Linked DNA regions of Homo sapiens: region 1 is linked to region 2. Evidence: read pairs that join two places in POLR2A ChIA-PET (ENCODE). Cell type or tissue: Caco-2. All regions are shown on one strand. Links, peaks and the distances in the headings refer to the core of each region. The heading gives the core; the rest is flanking DNA.

Evidence for each region. Peaks named below come from ENCODE experiments on the same cell type or tissue, not always from the same donor. Only the 100,000 strongest peaks of a DNase experiment are listed, where the experiment ranks them.
Region 1: POLR2A ChIA-PET joins it to region 2 with 5 read pairs; 2 of 35 experiments call an interaction of 5 or more read pairs at or near these places.

What each region holds. Positions count from the first base shown.
Region 1 is chr4:174,381,103-174,385,997 of GRCh38, forward strand. All of the region lies in intron 2 of LOC105377547 (a long non-coding RNA gene), which reads left to right. Among named protein-coding and RNA genes, the nearest start is that of MIR4276, 40 kb to the right of the region's middle. RefSeq lists enhancers at 1,472-2,119, 2,120-2,766. In Caco-2, for the core only: no CTCF peak of the experiment used is centred there; DNase peaks (open chromatin) are centred at 2,289 and 2,819.
Region 2 is chr4:174,680,564-174,684,563 of GRCh38, forward strand. GLRA3 (glycine receptor alpha 3) reads right to left here. Exons shown (of 10, transcript NM_006529.4): 6 at 2,239-2,376. Among named protein-coding and RNA genes, the nearest start is that of GLRA3, 150 kb to the right of the region's middle. In Caco-2, for the core only: no CTCF peak of the experiment used is centred there; no DNase peak of the experiment used is centred there.

The DNA.
Region 1 (4,895 bases), core at 559-4,558, 300 kb before region 2:
TGCATATCCTGATCAATATTTGGCTGAATACTCAAGGGGGACCCTCTGCAGATCTCTGGGTTTTCTTTCTCTATAGTTCTCTCCTCTGCGGTAGTCTGCCATGTCCAACTAAATAACAAACAGACAGGGAGACTCTATAAAAGAAAATAGTATTTATTCAGGAGTAGCATTGCAATGGGAATATGCATAACATGTAAATTATGTGCATATTCCAAGAGGTTGAGGCAATGGGGAGTTTTTAAAGGCAAATGAGGAGGATTACCTATGTTTTCTTGTTTGTTGTTTTGTTTTTAAATCAATCATCCTTGGCTACAAAGATCAATAACAAGGGCAAATCAGTCCAAGGTTAAACAGAAAGTTGCTGGGCAGACGCCCTTGCAGAAGCATTTACTGGACAAGGTTGTGGTGACCTTTGTGCAAGGTTGTGGTTTTTGCAGTCTGTTTTGATAGTTTTGTTATCAGGCAAACATGCATGAGAGCCCTCCCTTCATGGCCTTCCTCAGGTCCATTTTGTCAGGGCATGACACAAGTAACTCCATTTTGATTCTGACAGCTTTGACAGCCTTGTGAACTCTTGCTTCCTTGGCCTCCTTGAACTCTCAGCTCCATCTCCTCAACTCAGGGAAGTCAATGGACTTCTCCTAGGTTCTTCATCTTTTTCTATTTTGTGCTGCTATAACAAAATACAAGAGACTGGGTAATTTATAAAGAAAAAATTAATTTTCTCACAGTTCTGGAAGCTGAAAAATCCAAGATCAAGGCACTAGCAGGTTTGGTTGTCTGGCGAGGGTTGCTCTCTGCTTCCAAGATAGTTCTTTGTTGCTGCATTTTCTGGAGGGGAGGAAAACTGTCTTCTCACATGTATGGTAGAAGGTGGAGGGGCAAGTGTGAAGCATCTTTTATAAGGGCCATAATCCCACTCTCAAGGGAGGAGCTCTCATGACCTAATTGCATGTTAAAAGCTCCACCTTTTAATACTCTCACATTGGCCAGTAAGTTTTAACACCTAAATTTTGGAGAGTACACATTCAAACCATTGCACCCACCCTGCACTGCAGCCTGCAAACTCTTTAGGCGGTGAGCTGATCCAACTGCAGGGCTCACATCGTTTGCTTTCCTTGTCTCAGGAATTGCAGTCCTGTGCTACCAGTATCTACAAGCCATTGTTTTATGTCTTGTCCATTTTTATGGTTGTTTCACATGGAAGGGTAAATTAAGTCCCTGTTATTCCATCATGGCAGGAAGTGGAAGTTTGAAAGACTGATAAAACACCTGTGTGGCTAGAATTACATGTTGCCAGATGAGACCAGAGGAGTAGACTGGCAGCAAGCAGATTTTCCAGTTTGAAAAATATTAATGTATCTTTTTCTCTTTGCCTTTTCATGTACACAATGTGTAGATGCTAGCATAAGGCACCTGTTTACTTGGAGCGGGGGATGTGACATAGAAGAGACACAGAAGCATCCTTATGTTATTATTATTATTATTATTATTATTATTATTATTATTATTATTTGAGACACAGTCTGATTCTGTCACCCAGGCTGGAGTGCAGTGGTGCAATCTCAGTTCATTGCAACCTCCACCTCCCAGGTTCAAGCAATTCTCTTGCCTCAGCCTCCCGAGTAGCTGGGACTACGCGTGCCCGCCACCACGCCTGGTAATTTTTGTATTTTTAGTAGAGATGGGGTTTCACCATGTTGTCCAGGTTGGTCTTGAACTCCTAACCTAAAGTGATCCACCCGCCTTGGCCTCCCAAAGTGCTGGGATTACAGGCGTGAGCCACCATGCTCAGCCTGCTATCTTGATATTGAGGGTACAAGGTGAACTGGGAGACCTGGAGAGCCTAGCATGGTGCAAAGAGGGCATGGTACCTGGGGATTTGGTGTGGTCAAGGCTAGCAGAAAGGAAAGGTGATGGGAAGAATGTGGGGAAAAGAAAGAGAGATCAGATTATTACTGTGTCTGTGTAGAAAGAAGTAGACATAAGAGACTCCATTTTGTTCTGTACTAAGAAAAATTCTTCTGCCTTGAGATGCTGTTAATCTGTAACTCTACCCCCAACCCTGTTCTCCCTGAGACATGTGCTGTGTCCACTCAGGGTTAAATGGATTAAGGGCTGTGCAGGATGTTCGTTGTTAAACAAATGCTTGAAGGCAGCATGCTTGTTAAGAGTCATCACCACTCCCTAATCTCAAGTACCCAGAGACACAAAACACTGCGGAAGGCCACAGGGACCTCTGCCGAGGAAAGCCAGGTATTGTCCAAGGTTTCTCCCCATGTGATAGTCTGAAATATGGCCTCGTGGGAAGGGAAACACCTGACTGTCCCCCAGCCTGACACCAGTAAAGGGTCTGTGCTGAGGAGGGTTAGTAAAAGAGGAAGGAACGCCTCTTTGCAGTTGAGATAAGAGGAAGGCATCTGTCTCCTGCTCCTCCCTGGGCAATGGAATGTCTCGGTGTAAAGTCCAATTGTATATTCCATCTACTGAGATAGGGGAAAACTGCCTTAGGGCTGGAGGTGGGACATGCTGGCAGCAATACTGCTCTTTAAGGCATTGAGATGTTTATGTATATGCACATCAAAAGCACAGCACTTTTTTCTTTACCTTGTTTATGATGCAGAGACATTTGTTCACGTGTTTACCTGCTGATCTTCTCTCCACTATTATCCTATTGTCCTGCCACATCCCCCTCTCTGGGAAATGCCCGATAATGATCAATAAATAGTAAGGGAACTCAGAGGCCGGTGTCAGCGTGGGTCCTCCGTATGCTGAATGCTGGTCTCCTGGGCCCATTTTTCTTTCTCTATACTTTGCCTCTGCATCTGTTTATTTTCCAAGTCTCTCTTTCCACCTAATGAGAAACGCCCACAGGTGTGGAGGGGCAACCCATCCCTTCAGAAGAGTAGCACTTTATGATCACTACTGGGAGGGTCCCAGAACAACCACTTCATGCATAGGCCAGCCAGGACCCACAGAACTCTGGGGAGTTTCAAACAGTCTTATTTCTCCGTCCTCCAGCAGCATGAGATCTTGTGTTATCTTTACTTTTCTCATAAACTTCATTGTCACCTAGGAGGAAGGTTAAGAGAGGGGACAGAACTCTGATTTTGGATTTTCCTGGCTCATTTAAATAGCCTAAATTACTTAGAGACTGTTTAAAGGGGCATGCACCAAAATTTCTCCATCTTTTGACTTACCAGATTCTTTTTCCTCTGATACTTCTCAGAATGAGGTCTTTTAAGTAAATGAGGTCTTTTATGGTCTTTTAAGTAAATGAGGTCTTTTACTGATGAGGTCTTTGAAGACCAGAACAGTAAATAAAAAATAAAGGAGGTTTTTTATATTTTTATTTTATTTTATTTTTTACACATCTGAATGTTGTGTGAGTAAATCTGCAACCTCACCATAAAGTTAAGAATTTCTGTTTTAGGGCCAGGCACGGTGGCTCACGCCTGTAATCCCAGCACTTTGGGAGGCCGAGGCGGGCGGATCACGAGGTCAGGAGATGGAGACCATCCTGGCTAACATGGTGAAACCCCGTCTCTACTAAAAATACAAAAAATTAGCCAGGCGTGGCGGCGGGCGCCTGTAATCCCAGCTACTCTGGAGGCTGAGGTGAGAGAATGGCGTGAACCCGGGAGGCGGAGCTTGCAGTGAGCCGAGATGGTGCCACTGCACTCCGGCCTGGGCGACAGGGCGAGACTCCATATCTCAAAAAAAAAAAAAAAATTCTGTTTTAATAATGGAGAGTCAGTTATGTTTTTTAAGCATAGGTAGTTGGTATGAGGGACAGGATCATATTGGTGTTTTCAAAATTTCAAAGTTAATTTCAAAAGTTCACTCAGCCAAAGTAAGTGAACTATTAAAGCTTAGAGATCTTTCAGAGACTATTATAGTACCAAATGCCAAAACTGATTGAAAATACTCAGATTTTAAGAAAATATTTTATGATAATCTGTAGTATGTATTTATATAAATATTTATTTATTTGTATGTATTTTTGTATCTGTAGAGTTTACCACTATTCCAAGGCACCTAGATGACCATGCTACTAATATAATAATGTTAGAAGAAAGGCAAATCTAATTTTTATAAATGCTAACCCATTTTGAATTCAAACCACTATTTTTTAAAATTTCTCATCTCTTTTCAGTGGAAGAACCACCTAGTCCAAGAAATTTTAAAAAAAAATTACAATAGTTATTTTTACCACGTGTATCAAAGTGCATTGCCTAAGGCCATGTACTCTTTCAGGAAGTGAAAATCCATAAAAATAATTCTATACTAAGAGGTATGTCACCATTCTTTCTCAGGCCAGAGGCTCCATCCTTACCTTGGGCATTCCCAAGTGTCCAATCTGATTGTTAATAACTGTCACAATTTATGAAGTTCTTTGAATATGCCTTATCTGGATGGTTGGTAAATCAGAATAATAAGGATATTTGGCCCTTGAATTAATTAGTAGGTGCTTGATTTGACTAATCTCTTTTAGTCCCTACTTTAGCTGGTACTATCTTGTAAATCTTACTTATGGAAATGGCTGACACAAAGTTTTCTAGTAATTTTGCTTCTTGTTACCAAATGTATTAGTCCTGTCTTATGCTGCTAATAGAGACCTACCTGAGACTAGGTAATTTATAAAGGCAAGAGGTTTAATTGACTGACAGTTCGGCATGGCTGGGGAGGCCTCAGGAAACAAACAATCATGGCAGAAGGGGAAGCAAACACATCCTTCTTCATATGGCAGCAAGAAGGAGAAGTGCCAAGCAAAGTGAGAAAAGCCTCTTATAAAACCATCAGATCACATGAGAACTCACTACCATGAGGACAGCATGGGGGTAACCACCCCCATGATTCAATTACCTCCCACCAGGACCCTCCCATGACATGTG
Region 2 (4,000 bases), core at 1-4,000:
AGCAAGAGCAAAGGCCCTGAGACAGACAGAGATGAGTTTGGTGTATATAAGCAAGCAAGTCATTGTGGCAGGGTATTACGGAGCAAGGGGAAGAGAGGTAAAAGATTTTGGAGAAATTATTAGAAGGAGACAGATCATAGGATGCTGTAGCACATAACTAATAAATACTTCAGGATAGTGAAAATAAAACTGAATAAATCCTCTAATTTTGTGCAATTAATTTGTGTATGAAAACATTTTTAACTTAAGTATATTTCATTTTCTGGGGGGAAAGGGTATTTTATAAATGTGGTTCTTAGGTAACCTACTATTGTTGTTTGTTGTATTTTCACAAGCAACATAAAAGGTATATGTGGTATCTAGGCCTATTATTGGAAAACAAAAGATTCTTGTGTAATGTAAAAGCAAATATGAAATGGAGTCTGGGATCTGAAGCAAATTAACCACATACTTGAATGAGGACTCTATGAGATGCTTTTATTCTCTACATAATTTGGGCACGTTATTTTGCTTCTGGACAGTACAGTGCTTCTAGAATGTAAAGTTGTAAGATCTCTACGATACCACCCAAGATGTCCCATTCCTTGCTTATAGTAGGCATTCATAAATGTAAGTTCTTTTCCTTTAAGCTGTAATAGCTCATTTGATAACTCAAGGAAGTATGCAAACTTACTTTACACTAAGGAAGTGTCTTGAGACCCTCTATCATAAAAATTCATCCCTAATTGATGTTTATAACTTCACCTCTTGTTCTGGATTAAATGATATCTCCCTAAGATTCATGTCCACCCAGAATGTGTGAATGTGAACTGACTTGAAAATAAAGTATTTGCAGATACAATCAAGTTAAAATGAAATTGTCCTGGATAAGAGGGGGTCCCAAATCCAACATTACTTATGTCCTTATAGAAAGAGGGAAATTTGGACATGGAAACACAGACACACAGGGGAATCCCATGTGACTCTGGAGGCAGAGACTGAAATGATGCATCTGCAAGCTGAGAAACAAGGTTTTCCAGAAATAGGTAGTCAGGAAGAGACAGGGAACAACTCTTCCCTAAAGCTTTGAGGGAAAGCACGGCCCTGCTGACACCTTGAATTTTGGACTCCTACCCTCCAGAACTGCGAGAGAACACATTTCTGTTGTTTTAAGACACCGTTTGTGATAGGTTATTATGGCAGCCCTAGAAAACTAATATACCTCCCTAAGCCAACTCTAGGGGATTTTTAGCATCTGTCTAAGGGAACTGAGCAAGGACAGTGCTATTGACTTGCCTGCTCTTTATCTTTGTGTTGAGATGTTAAACTTGAACTCCCTAATAAGTTAGATATCAGCTTCATCTCTGAGTTAAAAGGAAAATGGTAGTGACTTTTTGATCCGATATTGTGAATTTGCTAAGGAGATAAGAGAGACTAGGGACTTTGAATAGTGAAAGGTCACAGCACAGTTCTGGAAAATGCTGAGTCCACGATGAATCATAGTTACTGTAATGAAATGATAAGAACAGAAGCTGATGCTAGTGGGAGGTCATGTACTCACCACAATGGAGTGATGCCTCAATCATGGGCTGTTTAATGGCATTCAGAGAATTCCATTACTTTCTAACTGTATGTATACATTCTAACTGTATAGTTAGAATACGTCTTATGGAAATAGCCCATGTTAGTTAAAGCAACTGAACAGAATTTGCCGATGTACAAATATCACATTGAGTCTCTCAATTCTTAGTGTTGAGAACTATATCTGATATTTATCTCAAGTGTCTTAGTGTGAATAGTAGATGCTTAGGTAAAAATACACTGAAATGCACGAAAATATGACAAAGGGAAAAATTAGGCAACAAAGCTTTTTTCTTTTTTAAAAAATGCAATTTAAAAAAAAATGTTCTTAACAGATACAGTGTTTACTGCCCAAGAATGGTTAAAAACACATTTTATTGTTCACAGAAATTAAAGGAATAGTTTTGGAAACATTATTACTATGTAATTATGAGCTTTTCATTAAAAATTATTTAAAGATAATTGAACACCAAGCATTACTTTCGTCTCATACAGACCAATTATTTAACAATATGCAATGAATCAAAGTATTCATAGGTTTCAAATGCATCCATTTTCTGCTATATAAGAAAAACATTGATCTATGAACAGTTAAATAACTTAGCATTATAATGAAGAAACATCTGGATATCATAAAACCACAAGTAGTAAGTGTAAAGAACACTACTCAACCCCTACCTGTATTGTAATGTTTAGTGCAGTATCGTAAATCTTTTTCTTCTTTCAACAGAAACTGGGGCAAAGTGAGTCCTTCTGCCACTTGTACGGGTGCCTCATCTTGCCATTCAAAAATGAGATCATTCATTGTGTACCCAACTAGGCAAAACATAATAAAAATATGAATAGTCTAAAAAGGGCATTCAAAGAAAAGAAATGCAAATTACTTTATAGTCACATAGGATGAGAAGACCAAACAGTGTCATCTTATAGTAACTCTGTGGATGGAGCTATTCATTGCCCAATTCCGTTTCATAAATGTCTGTTGAAGTCTATTCACGTGGAACTCCCACCAAATAATATGAGAAAACAAAATGGACTCATTAAAAGTATACCATGGCATGTCAAAACTTGAAGGGGCATGCATATACATTCTTTCCTTGGGATGGGTAGCTACTAGATTAATTTTGTAATTTTCATTTTGATTTCATTCCATCTGGTTTCTCCTTACTTTCTTTCAAATTATTCAGGACTTTCTCAATAAAAACTGAAATTGTCACTCGTTAGAAAATGACTTTTTTTTTTTTTGAGACGGAGTCTCACTCTGTCACCCAGGCTGGAGTGCAGTGGTGTGATCTCAGCTCACCGCAACCTCAGCCTCCTGGGTTCAAGTGATTCTTGTGCCTCAGCCTCCCGAGTAGCTGGGACTACAGGCACATGCCACCATGCCCTGCTAATTTTTGTATTTTTAGTAGAGACGGGGTTTTACCATATTGGCCAGGCTGGTCTCAAACTCCTGACCTCATGATCTGCCTGCCTTGGCCTCCCAAAGTGCTGGGATTACAGGCGTCAGCCACCGCGCCCAGACAGAAAAATGACTTAAACTTAGTGTAAGAATAAATGTCAGAAATCTCTTAATTATATACAGATTGCTCAAGGATTTAGGCATGTTAATTTTACTTCTGCTGTGTTTTGAATCTCTCCAGAGTTGCATGTAGATAGCATTTATTTCTGTGCACTTAAACCCATTTAGAAAATATCTACAAAGCAAAAATGGAGAGGAAATAGAAATTGATTTTTTCGTGAAGATTTTGATACACATTTCATCATTTAATGATTCACCAATTTCTTAGATTAATTTGAATTAAGTACTTAATTCAAAGAGAGGGTAGCATTCATTATTGATATATATGGGCTTTTAAAATTTCCATCCTTTATAAATAGTCAAGGTTTGGGCCAGACACATTATATTTTTATCATGGAAAAATTTCAACTCCTTAAGCCATAATGTTGAATAGAATTGGAGTATTTTCTTTAGAATTTCTTGAACAGGCAAATGAAAGCTTATTATAGAACTCATGTATTTTCTTTTCTCTTTGGAACATCTACACCAGTATATTGCTGGCAGCTATTGTATTTTAAAAAAAAGTATATTTTCACTACCATAAAGGATTCTCTTTTTCCCCCTCATGAAAATAAATAACAACTTGGGGTTAAAAAAAAAAGAAAAAGAAAATGACTTAAACTATAACATTTGTGGGGGAAAAGTACTACCACATAATGCCTCCTTGATTTAATCATTAAACATGGGACAGTTTGTGGAAGTGGAAACCTTTGCACATAATATCAGGGAATTCAGGATAGAATTGATTAATGGATTTTGTAATAGGTCAGCAGCCTTTAGTAAACTAAAATTTCATATTTCTATATGGGAGGTATCTAAGAACTGCAGATTTTTATCTTCTCCTTCCCTCTGAGTGAGAAGCTATTGAAATGTATGTTT